Regions from separate parts of the Homo sapiens genome. Here regions 1 and 2 are each linked to region 3. Evidence: chromatin contacts called from ENCODE Hi-C or POLR2A ChIA-PET data. All regions are on one chromosome and are shown on one strand. The core of a region is the stretch at or near the end of the contact, and the rest is flanking DNA. Distances in the headings are between cores, read along the strand shown. Region 1 overlaps SHISAL2A (shisa like 2A). Region 2 has its middle 16 kb from the start of TUT4. Region 3 has its middle 18 kb from the start of NRDC.

Evidence for each region. Hi-C counts contacts between places; a loop is a spot of excess contacts on that map. ChIA-PET counts read pairs that join two places held with the same protein, here RNA polymerase II (POLR2A). Pooled maps may share reads with other maps.
Region 1: a pooled map shows a loop between it and region 3 (1.9-fold over the local background). The contact joins two enhancer-like sites. A Hi-C loop is called at or near these places in 1 of 50 pooled maps. POLR2A ChIA-PET finds 5 or more read pairs at or near these places in 2 of 52 experiments (BJ and CD8-positive, alpha-beta memory T cell).
Region 2: a map of ovary shows a loop between it and region 3 (4-fold over the local background). The contact joins two enhancer-like sites. A Hi-C loop is called at or near these places in 1 of 168 maps with a recorded cell type or tissue (ovary). POLR2A ChIA-PET finds 5 or more read pairs at or near these places in 1 of 52 experiments (endothelial cell of umbilical vein).

What each region holds. Positions count from the first base shown.
Region 1 is chr1:52,635,416-52,639,807 of GRCh38, reverse strand. All of the region lies in intron 1 of SHISAL2A (shisa like 2A), which reads right to left. Among named protein-coding and RNA genes, the nearest start is that of SHISAL2A, 4.4 kb to the right of the region's middle. RefSeq lists an enhancer at 2,282-2,441. Within about 2 kb of position 2,752, at least 13 of the 41 ENCODE cell types and tissues checked have a DNase peak (open chromatin) inside an H3K27ac peak, as active enhancers do.
Region 2 is chr1:52,567,009-52,571,344 of GRCh38, reverse strand. No RefSeq gene overlaps it. Among named protein-coding and RNA genes, the nearest start is that of TUT4, 16 kb to the right of the region's middle. RefSeq lists an enhancer at 1-48. Within about 2 kb of position 1,729, at least 2 of the 41 ENCODE cell types and tissues checked have a DNase peak (open chromatin) inside an H3K27ac peak, as active enhancers do; they include endothelial cell of umbilical vein, where a contact is called at or near this core.
Region 3 is chr1:51,894,655-51,899,163 of GRCh38, reverse strand. No RefSeq gene overlaps it. Among named protein-coding and RNA genes, the nearest start is that of NRDC, 18 kb to the right of the region's middle. RefSeq lists an enhancer at 638-1,837. Within about 2 kb of position 1,388, at least 4 of the 41 ENCODE cell types and tissues checked have a DNase peak (open chromatin) inside an H3K27ac peak, as active enhancers do; they include endothelial cell of umbilical vein, where a contact is called at or near this core.

The DNA.
Region 1 (4,392 bases), core at 1,503-4,002, 740 kb before region 3:
CAAAAAAAAATGTTTTCAGATCTTTTAGATTTTAATATGTTTTGTTTTGTTTTTTGAGATGGAGTCTCACTCTGTCGCCCCGGCTGGAGTGCAGTGGTGCAATCTTGGCTCACTGCAAGCTCCGCCTCCCAGGTTCATGCCATTCTCCTGCCTCAGCCTCCCGAGTAGCTGGGACTACAAGCACCCGCCACCACGCCCGGCTAATTTTTTGTAATTTTAATAGAGACAGGGTTTCACCGTGTTAGCCAGGATGGTCTCGATCTCCTGACCTCGTGATCCGCCCGCCTCGGCCTCCTAAAGTGCTGGGATTACAGGCGTAAGCTACCACGCCCAGCCTAGATTTTAATATCTAAGATAATGGATAAATCTTTATGAACTTATTGATAATATTAATTGAAAAGAGCAGGACACACTACTAATTACATGGCATAACCCCAATTTAACTAAATAAGTATACATATATGCATAACTATACACATGTACACATGCAAGGTTGATGGAGATACACCAACTAACAGGCTGTCTCTGGGTATAGTTCAGGATGTGGATGTCCTGTCTGGGGCCCCTTGGATCTTATCATTGTGGAATATTCTGATACTCTAGCCAAAGTTTCCTTCTTTTTTTTTTTCTTTTCTGAGACAGGATCTCACTCTACCACCCAGGCTGGAGTACAGTGGCACCATCATGGCTCACTGCAACCTCAACCTTCCGGGCTCAAGTGATCCTCCTGCCTCAGCCTGTTGAGTAGCTGGGACTACAGGCATGTGCCACCACACCGAGCTAATTTTAATATTTCTTTTTACAGACTGGGTTTCACCATGTTGCCCAAGGTTGTCTCCAACTCTTAGGCTCAAGCAATCTGCCCGCCTTGGCTATCCTGGCCAAAGTTTCTATTGCAAACAGCTGTTACCTCTTTGTCTGAGGGGTTTCTTGGGCCCAGAACAGGCTCTGTGGACACACTGGCAAGTCAATAGTGCAGGATAATCAATACCTTCCTTACCCCACCAGCCCATGACCGATGACTGACAGAAATTGTTAGCTAAATATCCAGCTTCCTGGCCGTCAGGTGGGATAACCCTGAGGAGTACATTCTACACTGGCTGGCAGAGTTTAAGCTCCAGTTACCTCTGGTGTAATTTGCTTGGTAATACACCCATTGTTGGCTTCTTTCTCTCCCTGTCTCACTTTCTTATCCTCTACCAGTGATTTTTGGGATCACTTTCCACATAAACTACTTGCCATCAAATCCTCATCTCAGAGTCTCCTGGTGAATCCAAGCTTAGACACTGGATTACTCATGACTTCTTTCTCTTTTCATTTCTCTTGTCCTTTTCACATTTTTTACATTGAGTATGTAGGGCTTTTTAGTTCTTTAGTTACTTTAATTAAACATTATTTTCTCATTTGAGATATGCTTACTGTTCGTAGGGCTGTTATCTAGGAGAATTGTGCTTTGCTTGGGACCCGTGTGTGGGACAACTCTGGGTTCCTGGATAGAAAGGGGCCTCTAAGAGAGGCCCTTTGAGGAGTGAGGGGGAGAGTTTTGTTTGTCCCTGTCTACCATTCTTTCTCCAGCTTTCTTGCCCATCCTCTTCCCTGACTCTGGGGTGATACATTCCAGATCGGAGGTCAGTCAGGGGGCAGGCACTGTCTCTGCTGGTCTGTCCTGGTGACAGAGGAACTAAACTCCAAGGACAGAGTTGGGAACAACAGGGCAGGCTCCAAAGAAGGAAAATCTGTGCTTGGCATGAGATGAACTTCAAATGATCCGAGTTGTTCCATGGTGAATGTACTGCCTCAAGCAGGGATGAGTCCCTGTCATGGGAGAAGCTTGTGCAGGACACACGAATGAGTTATATCTTTCAGTGAAGTTAGAGATTCCTACCCTGGGTAGGAAATTGAATTAGAGAGCCTCGAGTCTTCGAGGATTTTACTGTTCTGACTCTGAAAGATAAAAACCCACTGTGACTCCTAAGAAAGAATTGGAGGGACAATCTAACAACCAAGGGCTTTGGAGTCAGGTAGTTCTAAGTTCAAATCCTGGTTCTGCCACATTTAAGCTGAAAAATCACTTTACCACTCTGACCTTCATTTTCTTCCTTTATAAAGGTTTCTATCTCACCAGGTGGTGGGAAGGATGAAATGAGGTGCTGTAGACACGGTCTGACCACAAACTCTGCCTTCCGGCAAGGCTGCTGTCTTCTGGCTCACACCCTCGTAAAAAAACAGAACTAGTGATGGAGGAGGGTGTTTGGCAAGTGGACCAGACGGTGTGACAGCACCAACTGCTTCTCCACAGGGTGTCTTCACTTCCTGAGGCACAATTTTAAAGATAGCAATTCTCCTTGAGCACTGTCTCTCCCAGGAAACAGTGCTTACCTGGAGATTTTGAAGTTTTTAAGGACTGACTTTCATGAAAAGGGCCAAACGGAATTTACAGCAAAACAAGGTCTCCACCCTGCAATATCCGGGCTCTGTTAGGAGCATGCCGGAAGAGTTATTTCAAGGTTCAGAGCACGTTGATGCCCTAGACATCCTGAGGACTTTCAGTTCCTCTCCTGCACTTTGCAATTGTCTGTGGTATTTATGAATCACATTATGTCTGAGTCCAGGAAGAGTCACCCTAGAGCCTTTAGCCACCTTGGGGTCACAGAATGGGAACACACTGACATGGGATGTTACCCCAGAGATCAGCCCATCCAACCCCCGAAGAAAGCATTGTCTGAGCCACTAAAGCATGCCACGTCAGAGTTTCCAGGGCAACGGAAGGGACCACAAGACACAAGAGCTGTGTAGGGAAGGGGTTAGTGGAAGAGGGAAAGGGTCCTGGCTGGGTGCTGAGAGAATTACTCACCTCTGTGTCCCCAGGGGCCAGCACAGTGCCCAGAAGACACTAGAGGGTCAGTGAGTATTTTTCAGATGATCTGAGTGGATCAGGTTGTTAAGAGAGATCCAGACAGTAGTAGACAGGACAAGCCAGGGCTTGAGATGAGACAGGCCTGAGTTTTCAACCCAGCTCTGCCACTGCCTCTCACTGGGACACTCCCAGATAGTAACTTAACCTTTCTCAAGTTTTCTCATGTGTAAAATGAGAAGTGCCAGGGTTGTGAATGTGTGAGAGCATCTAACCCTTGGATAGTCTTAGGTAATGTTCTTTAAGTCTCAGTCTGCTATGATATTGCTAGGAGATCTCGGACAATTCACTTCCACACTGAATTTCACTTCCCACACCTATGAACCAAGGAAAGGGAACTCTCTTATTGAGCACCTAACATATGCACTGGTCACTTTCATGTGCATTATTTCTCTTAGTTCTTACAATTCCATCACACAAATATCTCTATCACCATTTTAAAGTTGAGAGAAAATACTAGGAAGTTAAATAACTTTTCCAATCCACATAGATAATAAGTGACAGATTCTGACCAGCCCCAAAGCTCCACACTGTCTCTGTACTATCACACAAATATCTCTATCACCATTTTAAAGTTGAGAGAAAATACTAGGAAGTTAAATAACTTTTCCAATCCACATAGATAATAAGTGACAGATTCTGACCAGCCCCAAAGCTCCACACTGTCTCTGTACTATCACACAAATATCTCTATCACCATTTTAAAGTTGAGAGAAAATACTAGGAAGTTAAATAACTTTTCCAATCCACATAGATAATAAGTGACAGATTCTGACCAGCCCCAAAGCTCCACATTGTCTCTGTACTTACAAGGGAGGTCAGTGCCATCTTATTTCAGAGCCTAGCTCAATGCCAACTACACAGTGGGCCTTCAACAAAACTTCATTGTTTCACTTTAGGTGAATGTTGTGAAAGTGCCCTAGTGAATATTATCACAGTAAGAGAAATCTGATACAGAAAAATTATCACAGTGAGAGAAATCTGACATAGCTGACTCCATCTTGTGTCTAACTTTACGAGCTGTCTTTCTTCATTCCTGGGCACAGGCCAAGTTAACTATAAGAGGAATTTAGTTTATAGTTTAACTTTAAAACAAAGATGATAACAGCCCCTTCCTAAAACTAACACCCTCCTTGCTCAGGGACTGCAACTGCCTTTGTTAAACTAACAAATTAACCACAAGGTTAGAATTATGGTTCAGGAGTCGTGTAGCTGGAGGTCACATGATTTGTAATCTCCTCAACTCCTCCTATAGGAGGAGTTGTAAAACCTAAAACTGGTGTTTGAGGTATCTTTCAGACCTTTCATTTTGATAGACCAGTTGGTGCCACCTGGACCAGTAACCCATACCAATAAACTGGCTCAACTGGTCTTGTGAGCTCCCCTACCCAGCAACTGACTCAGTGCAAGAAGGTAGCTTTGATCCCCTACGATTTTATCCCTAACCCAACCAATTGGCATTCCCTATTCCCTAGCCC
Region 2 (4,336 bases), core at 480-2,979, 670 kb before region 3:
TCTACTAAAAATGCAAAAATTAGCTGGGTGTGGTGGCACACGCCTGTAATCCCAGCTACTCAGGAGGCTGAGGCAAGAGAATCACTTGAACCCGGAGGCGGAGGTTGCAGTGAGCTGAGATGGTGCCACTGCACCCCAGTCTGGGTGACAGGGCAAGACTCCATCTCAAAAAAAAAAAAAAAAGAAAGAAATGAATAAAAACTTATGTAATTATTATTTCAAATGGTTAGTAAATTATTAGGATGTAAATACTGATTAAGTTGTTTGGACTTAACTACTTAATAAAGAGAATTATTACTTTGGTTTTTTTGTAGGAGGAGTGGGCATGGAGAAGTCACCATGAAAAAATTACTGAGACACTAAAGGTGCCTTTGAGCTGAGAAAGTTTGGGAACCTCTGTCTTACACAGTTGGATCCTAGATTGCTCTGTTTTCTCCGCTTTTTTTGGTTGGTTTGCTTCTTTGCTACATCTCATCAGTACTGTTACCAATGCGCCCTCTCTATACTCACAGAGTACTTACAAATGCAGGCACCTCATATATATTAACTTATTTAATCTTTATGACCAACTGTGCAAAATAGCTATTATTATTATTCCCATTTTACAGATGAGGAAATTGAAGCTAAAAGGTTAAATACTTCAAAGTCATACAGTTAGGAAGCAGCAGCACAGGATTCAAAGACTCAGTTTGACTCCAGAATCTGTGCTTTTAACTATCTTATTCTGGCCTCCCAACCCCCACCCATTAATTGTTAATTTTGATCTGCTATAGACATGGAAACTAAATATCCAAGCTTGTTGGAACTACATGTAAAGCAAGAGCTGAAAGTCACTACTGGGAGAAAAGTGCATGAACTCTACAGTATGTGCGGTCTGCACAAGACTGAGCAGCATAAAATGCTCAAAAATAACTCCTTCCGGCCAGGCGCGGTGGCTCACGCCTGTAATCCCAGCACTTTGGGAGGCCGAGGCGGGCAGATCACCTGAGGTCAGGAGTTCGAGACCAGCCTGGCTAACATGGTGGAACTCTGTTTCTATTAAAAATGCAAAAAATTAGCCAGGCGATTTGGTGTGTGCCTGTAATCCCAGATACTCAGGAGGCTGAAACAGGAGAATTGCTTGAACCCAGGAGGCTGAGGTTGCAGTGAGCTGAGATCATGCCATTGCACTCCAGCCTGGGCGACAAGAGTAAAACTCCGTCTCCAAAACAAAACAAAACAAAACAAAACATAAAAAACCTCCTTCCCTCTGACTTCCCCAGCTGCTGTAGCCAGCAAAGGTGGGGGTGGGAGTGGGTGGATATTTATTGAATTACACAGGATGTCTCAGGCTCTCCATGTTTCTCCGGGGGTCATGTTTCTCCGAGGGTCCATGTTAAACTCGGGTCTTCCAACCAGCAAGTTACTGTTCTATGGAAACAAAAAAGTTTAAAATGCTCCCTTCACTGTAAGAGAGGACAAAAGTGGACAGAAAATGCAATACAGATACATGACAAAAACAGGATTACCTAGAGGTAGGCAGGCCCATATTAATTCACAAGGAGAAATGTCATTTCAGGGGCAATAGGAAATAAGAAGCGGAAGTTTTGCAGACCTACTGGAGAAAGCAAACTTCCTCAGAAACAAGATTAAGACTGTACTTAAAGTGAACCTTGAGCATATACAACCATGGTGACTTAGATGAATATCCTGGACAGAAAAGAATCAGCAGAATTTGGATAGTGGAAGAAGGAAAGTTCAGCTCAGATCAGAGGAACTCGTATTGGTTAAGAGGTTTCCCTAACTTTCTAGGGAGGAGGAACTGAAAGTTTAAAACAGAACCTACTAAGCCACCTTTGGAGATCTTTATACAGATTTCTGCATAAATCAATCAATGGGTAGTAAACTGTATGCTTTCATTTCAGACTTGGGTTCAACCTTTCTCAGTGAAAGATTTTCTTTTTTTTTTTTTTGAGATGTAGTCTCACTCTGTCACCCAGGCTGGAGTGCCATGGCGCGATCTCAGCTCACTGCAACCTCTGCCTCCTGGGTTCAAGCGATTCTCCTGCCTCAGCCTCCCAAGTAGCTGGGATTACAGGTGCCTGCCACCACACCCGTGTAATTTTTCTATTTTTAGTAGAGATGGGGTTTCACCATGTTGTCCAGGCTGGTCTTGAACTCTTGACCTCAGATGATCTGCGCCCCTTGGCCTCCCAAAGTGCTGGGATTACAGGTGTGAGCCACTGCGCCTGGCCTCAGTGAAAGATTTTTCATAAAAAGCTCACAAAAACTTTTTGTGAAGAATCCCCCTATGTGGTGATTTCTAGATAGCAACCTGGATGGCCAGACCCCACCTGATGTGCAGTCAAAATTCTGATTCCCAGAATGGACAAAATGAGAGGAAATCCTTTTTTAGTCTGAGTGTAATATACAAACTTCCTGACAATGCTGAGGATGTTCAGAGTGCTTGCTTATGAAACTGCTTGAGAGCTGGATTCTGGATAGGTGGCATTTATAGCAACATTATGTCCCAGATTTCCGAGGACAGCCCAGATTTCAAATATCCTATCTTATTGTAATTATAAGTAGGCTTAGACTTCTGCTCTTATGTATCCTGATTTGGATAGAATGAGGAAAATATGGGCATAATATAAGTGATCCTTTCGTGGAGTGTATGATGAGGATAAATACCAGAAGGAAGTCATGGTGGGGTCTAGAAGTATTAACAGTGGTCTACTAAGATTATTCCTTGGTAACATGGTGTGAAAAAAAAAAAGCTATATTTGGCGTGAAACAGGCAGAAAGAAACTCCTGCAAATTCAGGGATGGCATGTGTGCCATTTGAAGAGAATAGAAGAGCCCAGGGGTGAGAAGTTTGGGGACAAAAAAAGAGGCTACTCCTAGGAAAGGTCAGCTGTGTCCCCTTGAGAGAGGAGGAAAGGACTAAAAGTCTGAGACAATCCGGCGGGGTCGGGGTGGGGGATTAGAAAAAAGTTACACAAACACTCAGCCAAGAGAGAGGGGAGAGAGAGAAAGGAAGAATATTAAAAGTAAAGCTTAGAAAGAAATTTACAAGATAGACTCAGGAGGGCACACTTAGCAAGAGGAGAGAGACAGTTGGGGGAGGAGAGGATACGAAGAGAGGCTAGGGAGAACAAGAAGAGGAGAGAGAGCGAATGAAGTGGGGGGAGCCGGAGCATGTATGGGCGAGAGAGGTGGTGAGAAGCTTGCAATTTCTCTTGAGATTGTGGATGTCTGGAGGGCCCCAGAGGAATGTTGGGAGAGATCTAAGGCTGGGATCTCTGGAACTAGACCAAAGACTCTACAAACAAGAAAAATTTTGAGCTGCAGCTCTAAATCTGCTAGAACTGGCGATCCCTTCAGGGATCCCTTAGAAGTCCTCCCTCCAAAGCTGTGAGTGATCTTATTCTCTGGGGAACTTTAGAGACACCCAGCAAGACAGTTTGTTGATGTTGTATAACCTTAAGAAAATTTCTCTTTAAAATATTGTTGGCTTGCAAGGTGGAGGTACTTAGCTGACTAAAAGGTATGTTTCTTGGGTTCTTGGGGATGTCAAGGGAAGTAAAGTGTGTGAACCCCTCCCCACAAAATCTGAGACTTTATGCTACCAGGCAATATTTAGTTTTCAAAGGAAAATACATGTGTGGATGCTATAGCCCTTGCCCAGAGATTCTGAGAAACTTATCGTTTTTAAAGCTTAAGGACATTTAGTTGGTTTTCTCTCCCACATAATAGGGTAAGTGGAATTTAGTACAAACCTCTTAAAAAGCAATTTGGCAGTGCATATCAGGAACCTTTTAAATTTTCACACTACTTGATATAGAAATCCCACATCTGAGAATTTTCTCTGAGGAAATAACCTTATAGTGCTTTATGCATTTATGCAAAAAGCATTATTTATAATAGAAGAAAATTAGAAGTAACTTAAATGCCCAACAATAAGGGACTGGTTAAGCAAACTCTGGCACCTTCTCTTAATGCAGTATTTTGCAGATGCTAAAACTGTATTTATAAAACATTCTTAAGATATGGGAAAATGCAGCAAAATATTAAGTAAAAAATTATAGACAAAATATGATCTCAACCATGTTAAAAGGCATTTAAAAAAGACTGGAAGGAAATATGCCAAAAAGTTATTTAAATTGGTGAGCTTAAAATAATGGAGTTACAGATTATTGTTATCATTATTTTTTCTTTATGTTTTCCTATGTTTTCTAGATTTTCTGTAAAAGACCTTTAATACTTTTATAATCAGAAAAAGTTTAATTTTAAAAGTTTAAAAACATCAGGCAACTAAACGTTTACACACATAAAAGTCATTTTGATAAAAATAATT
Region 3 (4,509 bases), core at 139-2,638:
GAGAGTGTGCCCTGTGAGGGAATGTCGTCCTGTCCAGGACTGGTTCCCGCTTTGTGCTCTGCTTCTGGGATAGGCTCTGGCGACCTGTAACACTGACCTGGAATAATTGGGAAAATAATTATCTTATACTTGTTTTTATTAATCTTTCTTAAATGTATGTATAGCTCACATTTATTATATTTCAAGGTTTAATATTAGAAGTGTTTTGGGTCTTTATTTAGATGTTTGATGTTTCGTGACCAGAAATATGCCATAGGAACTTATTTATATCAATTAGCCTACAGCTAAATTGATTTCTTTATATATTGTTTCCCTTAGTCACGGTTTCCAAGAATCTATCGATGACATTGAAGACTTACTGTATCTGGAGATGCAAACAGAAAATATCTAGCACACCTTCCCCCTAGCCTTGCCCTCCTCCGTTCTTTGTCTTGCAGTCATGAATGATCTTTCTAAAGCAGGAAATGATATTGTTCTGCCTCATCTGATGCATGTTGGTAGCTCCCCCTCTCTCAGGATAAAGTCTATACTCCTTAACATAAAATGCAGGGCTTAATAATTATCTCCAGTTCACCCCTCCAGTTTTAACTCTCGCCATTTTCCTCTCAACCTTTCCGGTTGAGCCATATGCAATTACTTTCAAACCTACAAGAGCATTCCTTTCTTTGACCTTTCTCATGTCCTGGAACTCTGCCTGGAATCATCCTTCTCCCCTTTCATTCTTCTTCACTTAACTAATTCTTACTCATCCTTTATTTATACATAGAAGGGGTTTCTCTTACCCAGCTAGATTTTGGGGGAATCTAAGCTCTGTTTCTGTGGCAATGCTTTTTTTTTTTTAGATGGATTCTCGCTCTTGTCACCAGGCTGGAGTGCAGTGGTGCAATCTCTGCTCATTGCAACCTCCGCCTCCCAGGTTCAAGTGATTCTCCTGCCTCAGCCTCCTGAGTAGCTGGGATTACAGGCATGAGCCATCACACCCGGCCAGTAGCAATGATTTTCTAAGTTCTGAAAGTAGTGGCATGTTAAGGCTGATATTTGGTAGTATTTTCATCTTTTATGCGGATTTTTTTTTATTCTCATGAGGTTCTAATTATATATGATAGGTACTTAGCCTACAAGGCGGTACTGAAAGTAATGAGTTGAGTTTTTAATGAGCTTATCAATATATAACTTCAAAGGGCTCATTTGAAAACCACTGAAACCTAATCTATATTCCTGGAATCTTGGGATGCTAAGATAGACTTCTAGGAGTCTTATTTACATTGAGAAATATGGGAGCTATTTCCCATATTTCCCAATGAGAAATATGGGAGCTATGATAAGTATTCCTTTTGGAAAGATGACTGGGCTCTGACAGACAGGAAATCAGTCACATGAGTGGAATGTAGACAAAACCTGCTTTTGGTCTGTGGGCTGAAGGATGAGAAGAAAATAAAATGTAATAAAGGTTTGTTTTTTCAAAACTATATAGTCATCTTCTATGTACCAGATAACATATTTTCTCCAAGTAGAAGTGAATTCACAATATTAAAGAACTTCTAGGCTGGGCACAGTGGCTCATGCCTGTAATCCTAGCACTTTGAGAAGCCGAGGCGGGAAGATTGCTTGAGCCTGGCCAACATGGTGAAACCACCCACCTCCCCCAAACTCCGACCCCCACAGAACCTCCCCACTTCCCCCACTCCGTCTCTACAAAAAATACAAGAATTAGCTGGGTGTGGTAGCACATGCCTGTGGTCCTAGCTACTTTGGGGGGCTTAGGCAGAAGGATGGCTTGAATCCCAGAGGTAGAGGCTGCAGTGAGCTGAGGTCGTGCCACTGCACTCCAGCATGGGCGACAAAGTGAGACCCTGTCTCAAAACAAAACAAAACCAAAACCAGAACAACATCTATTGAATGCTCCTTTGTCTGACTCTTTTTTTGACAACAAAACCCAAAACAAACAAACAAACAAACAAACAAAAAACCCCAAAGGCTCTCATAATGGAGGAACATGGGTGGTGGTTTAAAGGGAGATAGGATGTGTCCTGGCAAAATCAAGATGGAAAGTCTGCTTCTTCTTCCCCCTTAAGACCAAACATTCTTGTTGAAGAAGACACCCACTTCTGTGTCTCTAGCTCCACCTTGAGGTTTATCAAGAAATCACCTATTCCGGCCACAACGGGTGAATTAGGTTAAAAAGAGCCGAGATCTTTATGCTGTGCCAACAGCTCTTGAACTTGTACTTTGGGCCAGGCTCTGTAATAAGTGCTCTTTGAACATAATGACATTTAATCCTCACAATAATCTTATAACAAATGTATTTTATAATGAGGAAAATTAAGATTAAGAGAGTTTCAAGAATTCAGGACTGGTATAAGATCACACAAGTGGCAGAGTCAGGATTTGAACCCAGCATCTTCTAGGCCTTCGTTTTCGTTCACAAGTGTCTGTGTATACACTCATGTGCACATCTATCACACATGTTTTTCTTTTCCTTTACAACACACCTGTACATCAATCATTTTATTTAATTCTCACAACAACTCTATTAAGTGGGAATTAATATCCCTTTTTGGAAGAAGGTGAGGCTTAGAGAAATAACCTAATTTTCCCTAGGTCATATGGCTCTTAAGCAGTGAGTTTAACCCAGGGCTCCTTTCTCAACTATATGAATAACATGCAACTTCTCAAGCTGACTTGTGATGACTCCTCACAACTTCTTGTCAGTAGCTCCTTGATATTACCAAAGAATTCATCTGAAGACTTGCAAAACCCCCTACTTTAGGAGTGACACTGTAGAACATAATGTCCAAACAAGACACATGTACAATGAGAAGAGTACAGTAAAGCAACATTAAGACGTGGATGAGGTGGGGCACAGTGGCGCACGCCTGTAATCCCAGCACCTTGGCAGGCTGAGGTGGGTGGATCACTTGAGCTCAGGAACTCAAGACCAGTCTGAGAAACATGTTGAAACCCCGACATTACAAAAAATACAAAAATTAGCCAAGGATGGTGGTACACATCTATAGTCCCAGCTACTCGGGAGGCTGATGTGGGAGGATTGCTTGAGCTGGGGAGACAGAGGGACTTGGATGCTATAGGAGATTGACTAGGCTGATTTACTTTTCCCACATTTTCCCACAGACCAGCATCATGGTGCATGATCTAAACTGGCCCTGTAATGTTAAAAATTATTCCAGGTCAGGGACCACTGGGGTTCATCACTTTTGATTAATGGAAATGAATATTAATATTAAATCCATTAAATTCAAAATATATTTAGTGATGGTATGCTCCTACTGCTTGAATTTGCATTTTCTTTCTTTTTTTGTGTGATGTCCTCCTTTTGCCTGCAAACACTTTCTGTCCTTCTGCCAATGAAACAGAAAATTTGAGAGTTGTGAGATAAATGGTAACACCAAGTGCTGGAGGAAAGAAGACAGGTATCTGTCTGTACCTGGAGAGCAGGAGAAAGTTTAGAAACAGGGCTAAAGGACTAGGAAGTATTCTCTAGGTATAAATGTCTGGGTGTTAGGGATGGGAGAGAGTTGAGAGGACCTTCCAGGAAGAGGGAAAAGAAAGGGCAGATACAAGGAAGTCCGCACACAGAGTGGTGTGAGTAGGTTGTGTGGCTCCTGATGGTTGAAGTTTAAAATCAGAAGGGAGATTTGAATAGATGCTTACTTCTCAACAGGCTGCTCTGTTTTCTAAATATACCAGAGCAACAGTAAATAAGCATTTAATGCAAAACTTGCCCTCTTAAAACAGTGACTTTGGGATCATCAAAATTGCATTGTAACTGAAGACAACAGAAGCACAGGGGAGTGAATAGATGACCTCAGGACAGCTTATTCTGGGCTGAGATAGAATACAACATTCTCTCTCACTGCTTTTTTTTTTTTTTTTTTAAGTTCTGGGATACATGTGCTGAACGTGCAGGTTTGTTACATAGGGATACATATGCCATGGTGGTTCGCTGCACTTATCTAACCATCATCTAGGTTTTAAGCCCCGCATGCATTCGGTATTTGTCCTAATGCTGTCCCTCCCCTTGCTCCCCACCCCCTGACAGGCCCCAGTGTGGTGTTCCCCTCCCTGTGTCCATGTGTTCTCATTGTTCAACTCCCACAAACGAGTGAAAACATGCAGTATTTGGTTTTCTGTTCCTGTGTTAGTTTGCGGAGAATGATGGCTTCCAACTTCATGCATGTCCCTGCAAAGGACATGAACTCATCCTTTTTTATGGCTGCATAGTATTCTATGGTGTATATGTGACAATTTTTTTTATCTAGTCTATCTTTGATGGGCATTTGGATTGGTTCCAAGTCTTTGCTATTGTAAATAGTGCTGCAATAAACATAAGTGTGCACATATCTTTATAGTAGAATGATTTATAATCCCTTGGGTACATACCCAGTAATGGGATTGCTGGGTCAAATGGTATTTCTGGTTCTAGATCCTTGAGGAATCACCACACTGTCTTCCACAATGGTTGGACTAATTTACACTCCCACCAACAGT